Regions from separate parts of the Homo sapiens genome. Here region 1 is linked to region 2. Evidence: chromatin loops called from intact Hi-C (ENCODE). Cell type or tissue: adrenal gland. All regions are shown on one strand.

Evidence for each region. Peaks named below come from ENCODE experiments on the same cell type or tissue, not always from the same donor. Only the 100,000 strongest peaks of a DNase experiment are listed, where the experiment ranks them.
Region 1: it touches region 2 in a loop (2.0-fold over the local background); 12 of 110 quality-filtered maps call a loop at or near these places.

Annotation. Positions count from the first base shown.
Region 1 is chr3:172,562,422-172,567,421 of GRCh38, forward strand. The region is part of intron 3 of LINC02068 (long intergenic non-protein coding RNA 2068); the gene reads right to left. Among named protein-coding and RNA genes, the nearest start is that of LINC02068, 31 kb to the right of the region's middle. In adrenal gland, no CTCF peak of the experiment used is centred here; no DNase peak of the experiment used is centred here; H3K4me3 peaks cover 807 bases; H3K27ac peaks cover 1,457 bases.
Region 2 is chr3:172,514,170-172,519,169 of GRCh38, forward strand. TNFSF10 (TNF superfamily member 10) reads right to left here. Exons shown (of 5, transcript NM_003810.4): 2 at 692-829. Among named protein-coding and RNA genes, the nearest start is that of TNFSF10, 6.8 kb to the right of the region's middle. In adrenal gland, no CTCF peak of the experiment used is centred here; a DNase peak (open chromatin) is centred at 2,912; H3K27ac peaks cover 1,108 bases.

The sequences.
Region 1 (5,000 bases), 48 kb after region 2:
CCTGAGGTCAGGAGTTCCAGACCAGTCTGGCCAACATGGTGAAATCCCATGTCTATAAAAATACAAAAATTAGCCGGGCGTGGTGGCGAACATCTGTAATCCCAGCTACTTGGAAGGCTGAATCACTTGAACCTGGAAGGCGGAAGTTGCAGTGAGCCGAGATCGCACCACTGCACTACAGCCTGGGCGACAAGAGCAAAACTCTATCTCAAAAAATAATAAAAAATAAAATAAAATAAATGGAGCCACAGCTGGCCTTGATGATGAACATCAAGTCAGTATGGCTTAGTGCAGAATCCTAATAACAATGGTCCTGTCTTGCTAAAGAAGTAAAGCAAGCAAAGACCCCATAATATTACCTGCATTTATATGTAAGAAGAAGGACAAAGAGGTTTTTTTTTTTTCTCAAAAGTTGTTTTAAGATTCATAGGCATCCAGCTTTCACTTTTAAAATTAATGTTAACTTGTTTCCACAAAAAGTGTGAGGAAATGAGTCAGGAAACAGTAAAAGGGCGGAGTGGGAGAGTGGGGGAGAGAGAGAAAAGAGACAGAGAGAGAGAGAGAGAGAGAAACTCATCTGAGGAATAAGGCAGGGTGATTACGTCTGAGTGGTTTTACTATCCTACGCCTGGATTTCCTGAGACGGAAAATTCCAGGAATAGGAGCTGCCTTGAGAGCTTCCTATTGGCATTCTTTCCTATTAATTTGGCTTTTCGCAAGTTATTAGGCAACTTAAGCTGTTTAACTTTAACAATGTTCTGTTTTTCTGTGGTTTCTGGATTATGTAATACCTAACCAAAGAATAAACAACCAAAGAAAATAACTTTTACTTCATACTTTGGCAAGTGTATTCAAAAGGCAAAGATCTAGATCTGAGAAACAGTTTGGTAAAAGTTAAGGTGCAATCAGAAAACTAAGTGTCACAGAAATGAACTTATTGGCCACTCAGGGAGGTTTTCAAGGTGATATATTTTCAGTGAAATGAATCATACATGTTTGTACGGTCACTGGTCAAAGTGAAGGTTACTCGGTAGAAAAGCAATGTTGTTTTGATTGTACTAGTCTGATGGTGAGAATGCCCCTGAATTCAAATTAAAGAAATGTTTATTGCTGGTGCCTACAGCACTGATATATGACTTTGTTTTGCAGTTGAACTCAGGTCACCTTTCTTGCTATTGGGAACTTATTTTTCAACCCAGAAGATAAAAGAACAGATGATTTAACTGATATTAAATAGAGGCTCTTATTACCTTTTGTGTGGTCACATTTTGACCTGAATTGAACCTATGAGAAATGTAAACAAAACTGTATATACGTTTAAATGTGAAGTGAATTCTTCAGGCAGAAAGCACAAGGTTATAGCCATAATGTAGAAGAAAAAACAATAAAAAGGCAACCCCAAAGCAGGTACCACCCTCATAACTGGTTTGATTTATGTGATCTTGGAGATGATTGCCACATATAAAATGCAGATAATAATAAATATTTATCTACCTGCCTCATGGAGACTCACACGAAGTACTGATGGGCGCTACTTTCACAGTAATTTGCCTTCTTTTCACCTTAACCTTGCTAAGCGTTATGCTAAGTGCATTGTATTTTATATCTATTCTTCTCAACTATTCTGCAACCTGAGTGTCCTCTCTCTCCTCTCTCTTTCTCTTTTTTTCCTCTCTTTCTCTCTCTGTCTCTCTCATAGAAGAAGAAATTAAAACTCAGAGACTATAAGTAATTTTTTTCAAGGTGTAAGTGAATGATTGGAGATCACAAGACTGAGAACAATAGACTATTCTTTATGAGGAAATACAGGCTTTGGATTGATTCTCTTTTCATTTGGTTATTTTATCTGACAAAATTCAGATGAAAAAGCAGACAGACTTACTTTTTCACCTTAAATCATTTTTTTTACTAGGAAATGTTAAAAGAAAAATCATTGCTAAAAATAAGAATAATACTTTTTGCATTCATTTAAAGGCTTTTCTAGTTTGTACAATACTTTCTTAAACGTAATCCCTGCTGGAATGCTTTCTAATTTTTTACCTTTAGCTCCTAGCAAATGTGAATTTGTTTTTTGTTGTTGTTGTAAGACCCAACAAAGCAAATTAAAATATTAAGAAGAAATATACAGAAGTGAACCTCTACCACACCACCTTAGACAATTGGCCAAAGTCAGCAACACCAGCAAAGGTACGAATCAACATCATGTGCCTCCTAGCACGCTGCACTGAGCAGAGCACAACACTTGAATGATATTCCTGACAAAGGTTGTATAACCTCAATTTAACGGTCTGACAACCCCAAATTGAGGGACATTCTAGTAAATGAGTCATCTGTACTCTTCAAAAATGTCCATATCATGAAACACGGTAAGACTGAGGAAATGTTTGAGAATAATGGAGACTAAAAGGCCGTGACAGCTGAATGTAGTGCCTGATCCAAGACTTTCATCTGTTATAAAGACCATTATTGGAATAATTGGCTAGATCTGAATAAGGTCTGTATATCAGATAGTAGAATTAGATCAATGTTAATGTCTTGATTTGATTATTGTTGCATGGTTATATTAAAGAATATACTAAAGTATTTAAGTACTAAAGGGTACCATGCCTGCAACTTATTCTCAAAGAATTCAGAAAATGTATTGAGAAAGAAAAAAAAAAGCAAGCAACGCAGTAAAATGTTAATATTTGGGTAATTCCAGATGGAGAGCACTCAGGAATTCTTAGTAATAATCTTGCAACTTCTCTGTAAGACAGAAATTGTGTAAATTTTTCTTTTTTTTTTGAGATGGAGTTTTGCTCTTGTTGCACTGGAGTGCAAGTGCACAATCTCGGCTCACTGCAACCTCCACCTCCCGGGTTCAAGCGATTCTCCTGCCTGAGTAGCTGGGATTACAGGCGTGCACCACCATGCCCAGCTAATGTTTGCATTTTTAGTAGAGACGGGGTTTTCACCATGTTGGCCAGGCTGGTCTCGAACTCCTGACCTCAGGTGATCTACCCACCTCAGCCTCCCAAAGTGCTGAGATTACAAGTTTGAGCCACCGTGCCTGGCCGGGCCTCTTTATAACTATTGTGCTCATGGTAAATATAGAATGTATAAATTAAGGCAAATAAAACATTCATGTTACAGGCATGCGCCTCCATGCCCAGCTAATTTTTATATTTCTAGTAGAGACGGGGTTTCGCCTGTTGGTCAGGCTGGTCTGAACTCCTGACCTCATGATCTGCCCACCTCAGCCTCCCAAAGTGCTGGGATTACAGGCATGAGCCACTGCACCCAGTCTGTGTAAAAATTTTTTAAAAACCTTCTTAAGGTGCCTATATGCAAATTTATCTTTTTATTTTTATTTTATTTTATTTTATTTTTGAGACGGAGTCTCGCTCTGTCACCCAGGCTGGAGTGCAGTGGTGCGGTCTCCGCTCAATGCAAGCTCCACCTCCCGGGTTCATTTCATTCTCCTGCCTCAGCCTCCCGAGTAGCTGGGGCCACAGGCACCCACCACCACGCGCAGCTAATTTTTTGTATTTTTAGTAGAGACGGGGTTTCCCTGTGTTAGCCAGGATGGTCTCGATCTCCTGACCTTGTGATCCACCTGCCTCGGCATCCCAAAGTTCTGGGATTACAGGCTTAAGCCACCGCACCCAGCCTATTTTTAATATTTTTAAATTCTTAATTTTTAAATTTTTGTGGGTACACAGTAGGTGTATATACTTATGGGGTACATGAGATGTTTTGATACAGGTATGCAATGTGTAATAAGCACATCATGGAGAATGGGGTATCCATCCCCTCAAGCATTTATCCTTTGTATTACAATCAACCCAGTTACACTCTTTTCCTTATTTTTAAATGTACAGTTATTATTGACTATAGTGGTCCTGTTGTGCTATCAAATAGTAGATCTTATTCATTGACTCTAACTATGTTTTGGACCCATTAACCATACCCATCTCCCCCACCCCACCCCCAAGTCCCAACTACCCTCTGAGCCTCTGGTAAGCATCCTTCTTCTATGTCTGTGAGTTCAATTGTTTTGATTTTTAGATCCCACAAGTAAGCAAGAACATGAAATGTTTGTCTTTTTGTGCCTGGCTTATTTCACTTAACATAATAATCTCCAGTCCGTTCATGCTGCTGCAAATGACAAGATCTCATTCTTTTTTGTGATGGAACAGTACTCCATTGTGAATATGTACTACATTTTCTTTTAACTTTTAAGTTCAGGGGTATATGTGCAGGATGTGCAGGTTTGTTACATAGGTAAATGTGTGTCATAAGGATTTGTTGTACAGATTATTTCATCACTCTGGAATTAAGTCTAGTATCCATTAGTTATTTTTCCTGATCCTCTCCCTTCTCCCACCCTCCACCCTCTGATAGGCCCCAGTGTGTATTGTTCCCCTCTATGTGGGTCCATGTGTTGTCATCATTTAGTTTCCATTTATAAGTGAGAACATGCAGTATTTGGTTTTCTGTTCCTGTGTTAGTTTGCTAAAGATAATGGCCTCCAGCTCCATCCATGTTCCTGCGAAGAGCATGAGTTCATCCCTTTTTATGGCTGCATAGTATTCCATTGTCTACATGTACCACATTTTCTTTATTTGGTCTATCACTGATGGGCATTTGGGATGATTCTATGTCTTTGCTATTGTGAATGGTGCTGCAATGAACATACACTCATTCGTGTATCTTTATAGTAGAACAATTTATAATTATTTTTTGAGACAGAATCTCACTCTGTTGCCCAGGCTGGAGTGCAATGTTGTGATCTCATCTCACTGCAACCTCCGCCTCCCAGGTTCAAGTGATTCTCCTGCCTCAGTCTCCCAAGTATCTGGGATTACAGGCATGTGCCACCATGCCCGGCTAATTTTGTATTTTTAGTAGAGATGGGGTTTCTCCATGTTGGTCAGGCTGGTCTTGAACTCCCGACCTCAGGTGATACACCTGCCTTGGCCTCCCAAAGTGCTGGGATTACAGGAGTGAGCCACCACTCC
Region 2 (5,000 bases):
AGGAAGAGCCTAAGAGAAGAAACTTGATTAGATCTGTCACTCTGCCACATTTAGTAAAATAAACTGTTAACTAACATGTCTCTGCTGGAGGTCCTGTTTAAGCAACTTCCATAAACAGATACTTTTTGTAATTTGTTATTTATTGGCTGTAAATTAAGAAAAAACCACCTTCAATTTCTCAAAGTATCTCTTTCTTCCCTTCCCTTCCTTTCCTCTTTCTTTCCTCTTATTTTCCTCTTTCTTTATCTCTATATGCATACAAAAACAAATATTTAATTCCAGACATCAGCAATGTGGGAAGAATATAAAATATCATTATTTGATCTTCTTTATCTTTTGAATGAAAAACAATGCCACACATTCTTTATGACTTTGTGACCTTCTCTTCATTACCCTGTGTGTGCCTCAGTTTCCATAATGTGAGATCAAAAGGTTAGACTAGATGTGGAGGCTGTCCGGGGCAGAGGAATGAACTCTAGACCAGGAGTCGGCCAGGTCCTGCCCTTTGCTGCTATGCCCCATTTTCCTAGTTCTATGAATTTGGGGAAAATTACTTAAATACTCTGGGCCTAAGTTTTCTTATTTGTAAAATGAAGAGTCTAGACTTGATTATCTTAAAGATTCCTTTGCTTTAAGGAATTCTTCTGGCCTTCTCCGCCTGCTGGTGAGGTCACCTGGTGAGGTTACCTACCTTTCTAACGAGCTGACGGAGTTGCCACTTGACTTGCCAGCAGGGGCTGTTCATACTCTCTTCGTCATTGGGGTCCCAATAACTGTCATCTTCTTTTAAGAAACAAGCAATGCCACTTTTGGAGTACTTGTCCTGCATCTGGGTTGAGATGGAATATAACACAATATTTTGCATAAGTGCTTTTTATTTTTGTTCATTTGGAAGTTAAGACAACAGAAACTGATAGCAGACTTAAAGAAGTTTTGGCATATTGAGTAAGTTCCTGTTTGAAATAAAAGTAAGCATGCTCTCCTTTGTCCTTAAAAAAAAAAAAAAAGAATAAAAGTAAGCAGCTGGATATGGTGGAAAGGATGCAGGTGTGCTTCAGGCATCTGGAGTCACAGTGTCCTTCCCTGCCTCCCTTACTAAACAGCTGTGCTTTTCTTGACAAGTTGCTTCCATTCTCCTGTGTCTGTTTATAGTTTTGAGCCGGTTCACTATGGTGATTCTGAGGTCTCTTCCAGTTCTGCCATGGTATGTATCCCATTTTGAAGCTGGAAACCTACCTAGATACAAGGTCGGTAGTGGAGTCAGTTTACATTTTAGGATCCTAAATAAAAAACAGCCAAGTCATTTGGGAGGGGGTCATGTTCTGTTTCTAGCTGTGGCTAGCTAAATAGATTCTAGTTACTGATCTGATTTCTACTCCTCTGGCTGGCAAAATCTGGACCATGTTGCCACTAGAAATCTGAATGCTGTCTCATTAAATGTTTACACTAACTAGGGATTTATTGGTAGAGACCTTAAACACTCTTTGAAGGTTTTCTCCCTGTTCTGATTGAAAGTAAACAATGGCAATAGTCAGATCATTATCAACGAGCTCCTCACCCTCATCAACAAATCCTTGCTTGATGTTATAAACACACACACACACCCACACACACCCCATCCCAAACCACCCAGAACTCTTTAGGCTGATAATTGTTTAATTGAGAAAAACAGGAAACAGAAGGTCCAAACAAAGCCAGAAGGGTTTTGTTTGTTTGTTTGTTTGCTTTGCTCATTTCTTCTCTTCCGTTTTGTTTTGTTTTAACAAGTGGGATGGAAGAGACGTTATTTCCCTGAAAAAATCTGCTGAATTGGCCAGGCGCGGTGGCTCATGCCTATAATCCCAGCACTCTGGGAGGCCGAGGCGGGTGAATCACAAAGTCAGGAGATCGAGACCATCCTGGCTAACCCAGTGAAACCCCATCTCTACTAAAAAAATACAAAAAATTAGCTGGGCGTGGTGGCGGGCGCCTGTAGTCCCAGCTATTTGGGAGGCTGAGGCAGGATAATGGTGTGAACCCGGGAGGCGGAGCTTGCAGTGAGCTGAGATCGTGCCATTGCACTCTAGCCTGGGCAACAGAGCGAGACTCCATCTCAAAAAAAAAAAAAAAATCTGCTGAATTGACTACCTAGGGAAATAAATGAGAAAATGACAATTTTAATCTGTTATTTGAACTAAGGTACTGCAAAGGTTGAAGGGAGGATCAAATTGAACGATGATTCACTCCTTCCTATAGAAAGACAATATCATTTTAAATCAAAATATCTTAACTGTTTATGAGAGGTCCCAGCTAGAATCACACAGTTCTGTACTCAGCCATGTAACCCTTGGACATTTGGCCAAGGTCCCTCAAATGCAAAGGTGCAAACTTGAGTTAATAAATTTCTTCCACACACCCTGACATAGATCATTCATTTACTTTTAAACAAATGTTTATTTTGTTTCTTCCTCTTTTAAATTACAAGAGAAAAACATTCCCGTAGTATATGTAGTTGGAGGTGAAGCTGGGGCCTCCTGAGTTGAGATATGACTGGCCATGGACTTAGGTACATTTCCTTGCCCCTGCCTGCCCCACCTGTAAACATCCAGTTGCACCTCGAATTGACTTGGGAGATGCAAAACCTTTCCAAGGAAGGCACTCAGTCACATATGATTCAGAAATATGAGAGCATGTCTAGCAAACTGTGGGAAAGGATCAAGAAGGAAGAGACGAGAAACTGGGATCAGCCACAAGGCCCGAGGGTGGTTCCAGGAAGAGCAAACTTTCCCTGGACACTGTCCCAGTTCACTCAGTATGAGTTGGCTCTGGCCAAGCTTCGGTTTGATTACACTGAACAAGCAGGCTCACAAGTCTCTGTAACTTGTTGGGGCAAGAAGGTGTGCATAACACAGAAAGGAGGGAGCGGTATGCCTTTTCACTTCACATCAGCTGTAAGCTATCTCAGCAGGAAATGGCTGAATATGGGAGGCTTCAGCTGTGAGAGGCAAGGTGCAGAGTTGAAAGCTGCCTGTGATCAGGCAGTAATGGCAGCAGGCAACAACTTATCAACTGAGGTGGAGTTTGACAAGGATGGTCGTGGTGGAGCTTGTGCCACAGGGACTAGCCCAGGTTAGCACCAATTGCTGGCTAGAGCCTGTGATCCCTTCTGAGTATTTTCCAGAAATACTTTCAGGAGGAGGTGGAAGGAACCTGGAAAATTGAGTAAGGTCCTGGGTATAAGTGGATGGGAGGTTAACAAGTTAATGTAGCTACATTATTACCCAGGAGTTTATAAAGCCTGGATACATTCAGGATACACAGGCAAGCAGGGAAGCATGGAAAAGTAAAGAACACTTTTCTAAAAGAAAAAAAAAACCCTCCAAAAACTAAATAAGTAAATCACAAAAACAAAACAAAACAACCACTAATAGCAGCTATATTCTCACCTCCTACTTAACCTTTGGATGATATCTCTTGTTTACAGGGGTGAGATCAGACTGTGTGTGTGCATAATTTTGAGTATGGTTGTTTTCTCATAAGACTATATAAAAATGCTGTGTTCTTTAAATCTGTATGAAAATTATACATGGATAGCATGGATATTTTTATAACATTCCCTGTAGAAAATTTGTAAAATATAGAAAAATAAAAAGGAAAAAAAGTACCCATAATCATACCATCTAGAGATCACATTGTCATTTTGGTGTTTCTCTTTCTAGACCTTTTTATGCATAAATATTGATTTCTGAACAATAGAAATCCAGAGAGGAAGCCCCAGTCACTCTCTCCACCCTCACATGTTTCTTGCATCATGAATTTTGGTAGTTTCTCCTATAGAACTTGGCCAATGCTGGTGACTAGACACATGGCGGGTTGACGTGAGGTGCTGTGGTTATTCCAAGAATGATAATTAATACGATACGTCTCCCCCGCCTCCTCCCATCCTTTCCACTTCAAAATATGAGTTTCCTGCAGCATATCATAGGCTGAGGCTATATTCTCTAACTAACCACACTTGGGCATTGGGGGCAGAAGGTAGCGTGTGGGGATTATTTTCATTTGCGTGCCTCTGAAAAGAAAGCTCTTGCACTGGGTGCCTGTTCTTCAGCTCCAGAAGCCCTTGGTTCTGAAAAGTGGATTTCCATGGTGACTGCTCTTGGTGCTGTTACAAACACGGTGGTTGTCTAGGCCAGGGTCAACCAGTCCTTGATGGGGCTTGAGGTCAGCAGGGTAGACTCAGCAAGGTAGACTTCAAGATGGCAGCAATGACCCTGTCTGCTGCCCAGACATTAGTCTCTGGCAATCATTTTCTGCAAACTGCAAATAGCATAAAGGATCATTTATGGAGATCCGTGGAGAGGAAGCCCTTCTCCTTTTTCCTCCCCATCTATGATGTCACAGTGACAGGCCATTCCTTTATCATAAAACTTTCTCAGAGGGACACAGATTTCAGGGGCTAAGCCCATATTTGTTGTTCATGTTTGCTGGTCTACAGGCTATTTGTGAAGGTCCAATCCAATGTTATGAAGCCTTCCTTAACCCTTACACCCTATAATCCTTGCAGAGTGTATCTTCTGCAAATGTTCACCAGACAAAGTGGAGCCTGTATTCAATTTTAAGAAATTAATACTTATGTTGAATATACTTTTCCAAAGTCTACACAGAAGATTCAAACTTATTTTCCCTTTGGAAAATTTCTGATGAAGAAAGTGACACCTTCAGGAGACTTTTCAGCAGTAATTAGAACGCTACTATAAAAATAGCATTGTATTGTATTGAAAAAATGTATTGTAAAAAAAAGTAGGTGCTTCAATTTATTGAGTACCTCCTTCATGCCTGGGTTCAAAATCAGGTTTTACCTTTTACTAGTTTTGTAATCTTGAACAAATCTCTTAACTTCGCCTGAGCTTTAGTTTGTTCATCTGTAATATGGGGTAATTATACTTACATAATAGAATTGTTATGAGAATTGAAACCAGGCAATACTTTTCAAAGTTGCTGGTACACAGTAATTGCTCAAT